2 separate regions of the Homo sapiens genome follow, and region 1 is linked to region 2. A link is a contact called in ENCODE Hi-C or POLR2A ChIA-PET data. All regions are on one chromosome and are shown on one strand. Each heading gives the region's core, a stretch centred on a gene start or an enhancer-like site at or near the end of the contact. The rest is flanking DNA. Distances are from core to core; before and after follow the strand shown. Region 1 overlaps RNASET2 (ribonuclease T2). Region 2 has its middle 81 kb from the start of RPS6KA2.

Region 1 (4,374 bases), core at 1-2,500, 240 kb after region 2:
CCATATTTACATTCAGTGTGCAGGGACACACCCACGTTTTGTCATGTAAATGCCTCCCTGAATGCAGAGCAGCCTGGTCTCAGGCCCTGGAGGCAGATCCTTCAGTGTGGGTCAAAGACAGTGCTTAAGTTCCAGCTCCTCCTCCACGGTCCTTCTTCCGTAGGAACCAAGGACTCCAGCAATCCCTCCCTATCTCAGAATGCCAGCTACACTCCCAACAATTGAAAGTTGATGCCAGGCAGCTTCCGGCTCCTTCTGTCCACTGCCCCAACCCAAGGCAAGGAAACAGCAGCAGGAGCGCAACATTAAGTCTGCAAAACTGAAAACGGGGCAATCTCGTGTACAGAAGTGAGCAAGAGCATAATTTGAGCCAGATAAGCAAAATTTCATTTTCGTTTGTCATCAGAAAAATCAGTGAGGAAGTAGAAGCGAAAGTCACTACCACTCAGTGCTAGAGGCAAAACATAAAGCCTGCGTGCTCCTGACAGAATGTGGTGCTAGCTCAGCAACACGGTCAAACACTTGAGAAGTGTGCAATGCACACCAGGGTCAGCTTGACACACCGAGCAGGGTACGCCCTGAGGTGCAGATCCAGGCAGTGTCCTGGCTCTGGGTGCTCCAATGAGAAGGGCCTGGACACTGACGCACTGAAGGGATGTGGGCATGGAGCAAAACGCAGCCAGATGATGAGGGGCCAGCCCGGAGGGCCGTGAGTGCCATGGGTGCCAAGCACAGCAAAGGAGGCAGGGAAGCTCTTGGGTCCTCTTCACTCACAGGACATGTTAATAAAATGTCCAATACATGGAGGGATGTAGGGACCAGCCCTACAGGGACTGTGGGTTTTTCTCCTCGTGTGGAGACGAGAGATTGTAGAAATAAAGACACAAGACAAAGAGACAGAAGAAAAGACAGCTGGGCCCAGGGGACCACTACCACCAAGACGCGGAGACCAGTAGTGGCCCCGAATGCCTGGCTGCACTGTTGTTTATTGGATACAAGGCAAAAGGGGCAGGGTAAGGAGTGTGAGTCATCTCCAATGACTGATAAGGTCACGTGAGTCACGTGTCCACTGGACAGAGGGCCCTTCCCTGTATGGCAGCGGAGGCGGAGAGAGAGAGAGGCCAGCTTACGCCATTATTTCTTCTATGCATTTCAAAGACTTTTAGTACTTTCACTAATTCTGCTACTGCTATCTAGAAGGCAGAGCCAGGTGTACTGGGTGGAACATGAAAGTGAAACAGCAGTGTGACTGCTGAAGCACAGCATCACGGGGAGATGGTTAGGCCTCCAGATGGCTGTGGGCAGGCCTGACTGATATGAGGCCTATCCACAAGAGGTATGGTGAAGCAGAGTCTGCTCTAACTCCCTTTCCCAGTCTGCTGAGTAACGGGTGCCTTCCCTAGGCACTGACGCTACCACTAGACCGAGGTCAGCTAAGTAATGGTTGCCTTCCCAGGCACTGGTGTTACCACTAGACCAAAGAGCCCTCTAGTGGCCCTGTCCGGGCGTGACAGAGGCTCACACTTGTCTTCTGGTCACTTCTCACCGTGCCCCTTCAGCTCCTATCTCTGTATGGCCTGGTTTTTCCTAGGCTGTAATTGTAGAGCAAGGATTATTATAATATTGGAATAAAGAGCAATGCTACAAACTGATGATTAATAATATTCATATATCATCATATCTATAATCTATTTCTAGTATAACTGTTCTCATTTTATATATTTTCTTTATTATACTGGAACAGCTTATGCCCTCGGTCTCTTGCCTTGGCACCTGGGTGGCTTGCCGCCCACAGAGGGAGGAGACAAACTGAGGCTTGCTGTGGGTTGAACCGTGTCCTCCCAGAAGATATATCCCTGTCCTAACCCCTCCTCCCATCTGTGAACATGACCCTACATGGACACAGGGTCTTTGCAGATGTCATCAAGAAAAGGTGATACCAGATTAGGGTGGGCCCTAAATCCAATTACTGGTGTCCTCATCAGAAGAGACAGAGAGACACAAAGTGGAGAACACACCGTGAAGGAGAAGGCAGAGATTGGGGTGATGGGTCAGCCCAGGAACGCAGAGGACCACGGGTCCTTACTAGAAGCTAGCAGAGAAACAGAACAAACTCTCTCAGAGCCTTCCAGGAGGAACCAACCCTTCTGACCCCTAGGTTGAAACTTCCCCTTCCAGGACCGTGAGAATAAATTCCTGAGGCTCTCAGCCACCCAGCTTGTGGCACTTTTGTTACAGCAGCCCTGGGAAGCTCACACACAGCCCTCCTGGAGGCAGTCTCTGCAGGAGACACCGCCCACCCGCCAGAGCGATGCCTACCTCCCGCACCAGCAGCGTGGGTGCCCTGGACGGGCACGTGCACACAAACCCCTCTTCACAGGGCTCCCCAGGCCCCAGGGCCCGTCAAGGCAGAAACACTCACCTCGCATACTGTCTCAGGCCAGTGCTGAACCATAATTAGTTTTTTCCACTCATGGTTGTCACTGTTAAAACATAAGAAACTTATTTTTCAAGAACTTTTTTTAAAGTTACAGAAAAAATTCATCCACCCATCCATCCCTTCAATCATTCATTCAGCACTGAGTGCTGTGGGAGGAGGAACACTGCCTGCCCTGCTGCTGCACACACTCCCGTGAGGAAGGCGGTACACCCCTACACTAAGAAGGCACGTGTGGTGGCGTCCAGTGCTGAGTGGCGGAGAACATGAATAGGATAAGGGGAGGAGGGGAGAGGAGGGGAAGCGGAGGCAGGGCAAGCTAGGAGTGCAGCCAGGGAGGGCCTCACTGAAGGGAAGCCACTGAGCCACGAAGCACCTTTCTCCTAAGGATGCTCAAGAGAAATGCAGACCCACGATCCCTCCCCTGCATTCGTGAAACCCATAAAAGCCTGAAACCTGGTAGTTTTTTGTAATTCATTTGGCAACAAAACATAACCTGAACTAGCATAACGCTATTTATCGTTACTACCCCAACTCAGTTTTTAGACTTCACTTGCTTCTCTGCAGAATTTGTGTCATTTGATTTTAGGGTGCTACTTCAGATGCCACCAGGACTGTTAACTTGAACACGGTATGTGCACTGCATCATGAATGTTATTCACGACATGGTATGCACACAGCACTGCATCACACGTGTTACCCAGAACCTGGGGCCACACTGGATCACAAACCTGAACACCGTGAAACTCATCTGACTCTAAGACTTCAAAGAAGCCACTGTGGAGCGGCAGCTTATTCATGGCAGTAGGCCTCTAGCCAGAACTGCAAGACTTAACGAGACTGAAGTAAAAAGAGCAGCTTGCAAAAAATGCACATGGAAAAAGCCAGCAGCAACACAGGATATAAGTCAAGCAGACACTTCAGGATAAATCAAATTTTAGAAGGGAAGATTCCAAGTAAGAAGATCAAGTTGTCACACATTAGCTTTTGTAAATAATTGAGTCCTGTTGAATTTGTATAGAATTTACAGTTAAGATGGTATGAAAACTTAGTTGTACATTGGAACTAATTATGCAAGCTCTCAGTATAAAAGGAAAAAAGGGTTCAAGCGTGGTGGCTCACACCTATAATCCCAGCACTTTGGGAGGCAGAGGCAGGAGGATTGCTTGAGCTCAGGAGTTCAAGACCAGCCTGGGCAACATGGTGAAACCCTGTCTCTACAAAAATTAGCCAGGTGTGGTGGCATGAACCTGTAGTCCCAGCTACTTGGAAGGCGCTGAGGCAAGAGGATAGCTTAAGCCCAGGAGGTGGAAGATGCAGTGAGCCCAGATCACATCACTGCACTCCAACCTGGGCTACACAGCCAGACCCTGTCTCAAAAAAAAAAAAAAAGGATGAGCTGCAGGGTGAGAATTGGAGCTGGTAAAGCATTTTTTACCCTTGGGTGAAAAACCTTATTTTACATAGTCGGAACCTGAGGCTGGAAAGCTTAGCAACACCCAGGAAGATGAGACTATCAATATGCTTACAACAAAACTACCAAGACTCAGACGTTTGTAACAAACTCTCCATCTAAAACCAGGCAGAGTGATGTGACTGCAGGAGACCCCCTCCCACACAGATGCCCCCCTCCCCTATTCACGGAGAAAGTAATGGAGAAGCTAAAGAAAGTCAAAGAAGAAAGAAAAATCACCAAGGTCTCAAAACCAGTTAGAACTTGGGAAAATGCCCGCTGACCTATGAAGCCCTCGTGGTCTGAATCAACCATGTTCTCGCAAATCTTGCCTGCTCAAGTTTGTCCGATCATATCAGTTGCATGAATTATGGGCTGGGGTGGGGGATCCACATATGACAGCCTGTTTTATGCTAATGTTTACTTCCAGCCAGACATCATTCCAAGTTACATTCTGTACCTTAACTGATTTCTCCTGAAGCCA
Region 2 (6,911 bases), core at 1,672-4,171:
CACACCTGGCCCAACAGGAACACTGACGAGGCATGCGCATACTGCTGATGAAATGCAGCCTGGTTTGCTCCAGAGCACATGTTTTCTAAAACACACGTGTAACTGATAGACTTAGCGACTGACTAGGTGTGAAGATAATATAAAAGTTGCATTAGTCATGAGCCAATTTCTCTGATGCACTCACGTTTTAAGTCACCGTGTAACAGCAGGTCTGTGCTATAACACAAAGGACTGTGACACAGGTGAACACAGCAAGACACCAGGAACACACTTGGATGCCCATCGGCCCCAGGTTTCTTCTGCTGGTCCTGTCTGGCCATGTGTTTGGGTTTGAAAGTGTCCAGATTGCCTGGTTCTCCTGGATCTTCACGCAAAAGAAACGAGCACATGATGGTGACCTGGAACTCTCCTCGCTGGCGTCACTGCATTTTTGCAAAGCCTGTAACTGTCCTGTCTGCATTCTGGGCTCCAAGGCTCAGTCCTCTGATCTTTCCTGACCTGTCCTTCCCCTAGGCTGCCTTCCTCTTTTTCCTTATTACAGTAAAGTTCTGTATGTACTGCAGCATATTCCATTTATTGGGAATTGAATATATTTCTTCTATGCCAGGATTTAAAATTAGGATTGTTAATATTGTGGTTTGTGCTCTGGTTACAGAATTTCTAAGGTTTGGGTGTTCTATCCCAGCACCATATTTTCTCAAAGCCTTGCTCTCTGCAGTGGGTGATTTTGCACAATGCAAACTTCTCAGGTACTTTCTTCTGAGCTCCAGGTCCCCATATCCAACATCTACTCAACATCTTATTCTGAGATGTTCACCTCAAACATGTGAGAATCAACATGTCAACATGTCAATACCTCTTGCAGGATTTCCTAACTCCACAGATGGTATCCGTCCAATTGTGCAAGCCAAGAGCAAGGCGCCAGCTGGGACGTTTCCCATACCCAATCTATCATCATGTCCCATTAAATTTTACCAGTAGTGTTTCTCGAATGTGTCCGTTTCTCTTTGTCTCTGCTGCCACCTTCATCTTACACCTGAATCACTGCAGCAGCCTCCTCCCTGGCCACAGCAGTCTATGAAACACTAATCTGAGCAGATCACCACCCTCCGCACAAACCCTTAGGGAACTAGAAGAAAAGTCGCTCAACTTGGTAAAGGCTACATTACAAAAACAACCAGTAAACATCACACTCAGTGGAGAAACTTTAAAATCAGAAGCAAAGATGCCCATTAACATCACAACTGCTTAGCATGGTACTAAAGGTCCTTACAGACAAAAAAGAAGAAAGAAGCAAGAAGGAGAGAGTCAGAAAACAAAATAAATTAGTGGTATAAGATTTGGAAGGAAGATAAAAAACATCCTTATTGGCAGATGACACAATCCTAGACATAGACACTCCAACAGAATAGAGACTATTAAAACTAACGAGAGTTCAGTGATGTTGATGGATTTACAGTGGGCTTAAAAATTACTAGCAATTATCCTCACCTATTGATACAGACTGAATGTTTGTGTCTCCCCTAACTCTTATGTTGAAATCTAATCCCAAGTGTGATGGTATTTGGAGGGGGGTCTGGGAGGTGATTAGGTCATGAGAGCAAAGCCCTCATGAATGGGATTATAAAAGAGACCTTATGAAAGAGACTCTAGAGAGGGCCCTCACACCTTCCACCACGTGAGGACTTGGCAAGAAGGCACTGTCTGTGAACCAGGGAGCAAGTGTCCACCAGACACTGGATCTGTGGGTTCCTCGATCTTGGACTTCCAGCCTCCAGAACTGTGAGAAACGAATTTCTGTTGTTTATAAGCCACTCCGTTTATCGTTTTTCATTACAGCATCCCAAATGGACTAACACACCTGCAATAACCAATTACAGTTTTTATTAAACTTAAGTGGTGAAATTTTATCAAATACCTCTCTGTACCAATTGAGAGGACCACATGGCTCATGTTGCTATCAACAAGAAAAGATAGGCAACCCAACCCAAAAAACAGGCCAGGAATGAAAACAGTTCACAGCAAGAGAAATGTAAATGACTGGCAAGTATGTGAAGAGTTCCTCAACTCAGTCAATGTAACCAGAAGAAATAAAATGAGGAGAAGACAATTCAAGCCATCATATTTATAAAATGTAAAGGCGTCATACAACCAAGAGTTGGTGAGCGTGGGAAGGAAGATCTGGGGCCTCCTGCAATTCTTCTGGAAGCGTCCCCTGCCGTGACTGCATGGAGAACACTTGAGCAGTCATGAAGATGAAGAACGAGTATCATCTGTGCTCTTTCCATCCCATGCTGCATAGCCTGGAGACCCCAGACCCCCAGCCCTCCACGACTGGATGGGTACCCAGGCAAGGGGACAGCTAGTTAGGCAGGCTTTACGCACAGTACCCAGGGGGAAGTAAAGCCCCGTGCCAACTGTCTGTGCAAAATGAAATATCACACGCACAGCCTGTTACTGTGTATCTTAAAGGATACATTCATATCTAAGAATATAGAGAGGGTGGGATCGGGAGGAAAAGTAAAATAGTATTAAACAAGAAGAGTCTTATTTTGACAGTTGTGCTAGAGTTCCTTGAATAGTAGTAACAAAACTCTGCATAGGAAGTTTTTGAAAAACATTAAGAGTAAATGGTCTTCAGATTTATTGGTGGAAGGGTGACAGCCATTCAAATGGATAAGTTCAATTTAGGAGTGAATATTACTCAAAATAGAACAAAGTCCAACATACCTATAATTAGTGTGCAGGAAGAAGAAAAGTACCCAGCAAACTTGAGAGTAAAGGCTGATCAGAGAAGAGAGTTAGCAGGCAAAGGAAGAGAAAACCAGCATCTGCTAGATGCCTTCCTTGTGGCAGCACTGGACAGATAACCCTTTGTGCAATGCCGGGGTTGCCGGGAAGGGGGCAGCTCTGCTCTCTGTGCAGATGGACGGCAGCCCGGCAGCCACGCAGCCCGCAGAGCAGAGCCGGGTTAGAGCACAGTTCCGTCTCACCCACACGGTTAGGGAGCTCCAACCATGTGGCAGGGAGACTTTCAGGAATAAGTGAAGGTCGGTTTCCAAAGTGCAGCATGATTCTTAGTAAGCAAATATTGTTGATTCATTACAAAGGTAAATAGAAACAGTTTCAATGGAGCAGTGAGGAACAAAACCAGGTGACTGGGTGGTGGGGAAGTGGCAGAGGAATGAAAATGACTTATAAATTAAGGATAGTGAATATCTGGGCACGTTTAAAGTTATGGATGACAGTAATGGAAGGAGTGCAGAATCAAGGCCCAGGGTCATTATAAAGGAGGAGGTCCAGACAGGTGCACCTGGATCAGATTGGGAGGTGACTAAACAAGTGACCTAAAATGTATAAATATAGTACCTTAATTATGGTGATCATTATTACTTATCTTCAGAGAGTAATCTTTCTTTCTTTCTCTCTCTCTCTCTCTTTTTTTTCAGGGTCTTACTTTGTTGCCCAGGCTGAAGTACAGTGGTGCGATCTTGGCTCCTAGGCTGGTGGCCTTGACCTCCCAGGCTCAAGCAATCCTCCCGCCTCAGCCTCCAGAGTAGCTGGAACTACAGGTGTGCACCACCGTGCCCAGATAATTTTTGAATATTTTACAGAGACAGGGTCTCACTATGTTGCCTAGGCCGGTCTTGAACTGCTGGCCTTAAGTATTCCACCTGCCTCAGCCTCCCAAAGTGCTGAGATTACAGGCATGAGCCACCACAACTGGCCTGAGAATAATTTCTTTTGCTAATATTGTACAACCACAGAAAAAAGGAAAATATTCTCCGGTAGAATTAAATCTATATACTTACACTTATTTATTAAAAATATTTGTGTTTTTTATTGGATCTAGAAAAAAACCTGATTTAATTCAATATATTTTTGTCACTATGTATTAATTCTGTTGGAAACATAATAGGATTGAGCTTGATGTCAAATAACAGGATGAAATCTTTTTTTTGCATAAAGGAACATAAAACTATTTATTGACCACTCTTCACAAGTATTTACAATAAAGTAAACATTATACAGTTGGATAACATTCTGATTACTGCAAAGTGGTTTTTCCTGGCTTTTGAAATCACTTTTAAGAATAGTTAACCTGGACTTGACACAGAAAAATCTCAACTCTCAAAAAGCTAAGCCACACCAAAGAAACTGCTTTATCAGGTTGTTGAAAACATTTAGGATGTTAAAAATAATTTCAGTATAAACAAAAATGCTTTCTTCCTTGCAACTTCCATTCCTCCTGCCTTGGAACCCTGGCAAAAGCTAAGAAGTTAGAAGACATTCCAAGACGTTTCGCAGGTCCTGAGAAGGTACTTACACACCCGCTGAGAGTTCTCGTCACCAGGCAGTGCACACTGCTAAACAGGCTTTACCAGTAGGCCTTTACTAGTACTATTTACAGTTACAATAAATAACTTTCTCTAAAGTTTTACCACAGTGACTTCCTTCTCATACAATTGAACTTGCTCACTTTCAAGTGTAATTATATTTTTGAAATACATACTTCTGAACTGAAGTCTCCACCATTAATTTTCATGGGCAATACATGATAAAATAAATGCATTGTACCACAAATTGCAATGTATTAAGTTCTGTGGAGTAAGTGAAGCCAGTCATGTAGACAACTGGGAGAGATATGAAATAGAAGTGACACACCGCTCCGTGTTGATATTCAAAGTAGAGAAACAAGGAAGAGGTGTGAGCCACAAGCTGTGAGCCTGCAGTGGGGTTCCATACACATTCCCCCAGCCGGGTACTATCGGCTTGTTTTAGCACGCCTCTTATCCGGGTTGTGCCTCAGTTTCCTCCTCCTTAAAGCAGCACTGAAGTTCATCTCACCTCTGCTTCCCTCACCGGTTGTCATAAAGATGTAACAAGATAACGGATGTGGGGTGCTTGTCAAGCTGGGCACGCATGTAGAAAATCATTACTTTTATTAATGGAGGAATAAGAACAATAGTCCCAGAAGTCAGAAATAAAGACACAACATATCCTCAAAATATCCTTAAAAATAAACACATGGGCTGAGTAAGTTGGCTCACGCCTGTCATCCCGGCACTTTGGGTGGCCGAGGCAGGAGGATTGCTGGAACCCAGGTGCTGGAGGCTAGCCTGTGCAACATAGTGACACTCCATCTGTACCAAAATAAATAAATAAATAAACACATGACCAAAAAGAAAAAACTATTTGATGGCTTCGCTTTATCCTAATCTCAAATCACATTGTTATTCTTTACATCATCTTTCTTTCTTCATAAAAGTCAGAATCTCAAAGGAAGTTGGTCAAGATCCTGATGTGCAGATGGGTTAAGAGGATTAGTAAATGTCAAATAACAAAATAAAAAGAAGAAAGGGATGAAATTAAGTCCTGGCACATTCCTCAGTTAGTTGTATTTCCTCTTTCTGGCCCAGACATCCCCTGGATTTATAGGTGCGTAAGTGTCCCTTCTCGTCACCAGGACAGCTTTAACTACCATCAAGAAGTATTTTTCAAATAAACACTTCAGTCTCTGTGTCTGAAGTGTTTATTTGACTGATCACAGCTGAGAACAAGTTAGGGGTTGACAAGGTCCTATTGTGGGCAGAACAACTGTGATTTTCTAAATGGAAGCACATCTTTAAAACTGTAAGAGGGTTTCAGTTTTCATGTACGCCATATTCTATTATCGAACCAGAATCTTCACTCTGAAGTACTATTCAAAATCCTGATGGAATAATAATCAAATTGATGCAACTTAGGTTTAATCCTGTTCACTTCTTAAATTATCACACAATGTCTTTTTTCCCTATCCTTACAAATCTCATAGTTTACCTTTGTAAGTATATGTGTATGTCAATTTAAAAAAATACAATGAAATCCCTGAACATCTGAAAGATTCCATTCAATTTTGCTGTTCTTATTAAAACTTATTTCAAATCTGGAGTATTCAAAGTAACACTTGAGTCATAATCTCTACAGCATGCTTTAGCCTTTAATCAGTTATATTGGACAGATCATCCTCAAACACTGCTCTCAGCACCCTGATGTCCTCCCACCATAATGTACTTTGTTCTGTACTCTTTGATATATTTTTTTGTAAAATATGTATATATGCATGCACGAGTGTGTGTGTGTATGTGTACGGTGTTTGTGGGGTATATGTGTATGGTATGTGTTGTGTGAGTGTGTGTGTGTGTGTGTGTGTGTGGTGTGTGTGTGTTATGTGTGGTGTGTATGTGTGTTTGCATTGTGTGTCTGTGTGTGTGTCTATGCCATCAAATACTATCTCTTTTGATTACATCCTGGAGGTGCATGTGTTATGCATCCTTCTTCTCTTCCAGGAAGATGGACTAGGCATGTATTTCCCTATTCTTCCCACTAAGTACAGTTGGAAACCCTGGACACTTCCTGGAAGATGACTCTGACAGGAGGAGAGAAGAAGTCAGGATAGCTAAGGGCCTCAGGACTTGAGGAGCAAGCTGGTGGAGAATTCCCTGGGTTTTCCTTTGCCTCATGTGTACTAGACCTGAAGCCAAATAAATCAGCAACCCAGGAATTCCAGCAGGCACAGACAAAATAAAATCCCAACAAAAGCCTCTAGCCACAGGACCAGGGAAGGGGGCAGAAAACTCTTAGATGATAACTGCTCTACTTTAGCCAAACAACACAGAAAAACCTTGGCCCCACCTTCACCCATGCCAGTAAAGGCTGTGTGGGTGGCCTAGAATTCCACCCTCATTAGTCTGTAAGGAGGTGCCCCAACATCCCCCCAGGGGTGGTGTCCACTGGTGGTGGTGGAGGACACTGAGGACTCTGACCACTGCCCAGGGGTAACAAGGCCATAAGTCTTCTTGGGATTAGTGGAGGCCACAGAGGGAGCTGGAGCCTCCACCCCCACAAAGCAGGAATAGCCCCACAACTTC

What was found. Hi-C counts contacts between places; a loop is a spot of excess contacts on that map. ChIA-PET counts read pairs that join two places held with the same protein, here RNA polymerase II (POLR2A). Pooled maps may share reads with other maps.
Region 1: a loop to region 2 is called in a pooled map, with 2.7 times the contacts of the local background. The contact joins two enhancer-like sites. A Hi-C loop is called at or near these places in 1 of 50 pooled maps. POLR2A ChIA-PET finds 5 or more read pairs at or near these places in 2 of 52 experiments (H1 and WTC11).

The regions. Positions count from the first base shown.
Region 1 is chr6:166,950,066-166,954,439 of GRCh38, forward strand. It overlaps RNASET2 (ribonuclease T2), which reads right to left. Exons shown (of 9, transcript NM_003730.6): 2 at 2,423-2,483. Among named protein-coding and RNA genes, the nearest start is that of RNASET2, 4.3 kb to the right of the region's middle. RefSeq lists enhancers at 1-161, 287-336, 457-1,376, 850-1,535. Within about 2 kb of position 1,251, at least 24 of the 41 ENCODE cell types and tissues checked have a DNase peak (open chromatin) inside an H3K27ac peak, as active enhancers do.
Region 2 is chr6:166,704,315-166,711,225 of GRCh38, forward strand. It overlaps a transcript of RPS6KA2 not described here. Among named protein-coding and RNA genes, the nearest start is that of RPS6KA2, 81 kb to the left of the region's middle. Within about 2 kb of position 2,922, at least 3 of the 41 ENCODE cell types and tissues checked have a DNase peak (open chromatin) inside an H3K27ac peak, as active enhancers do.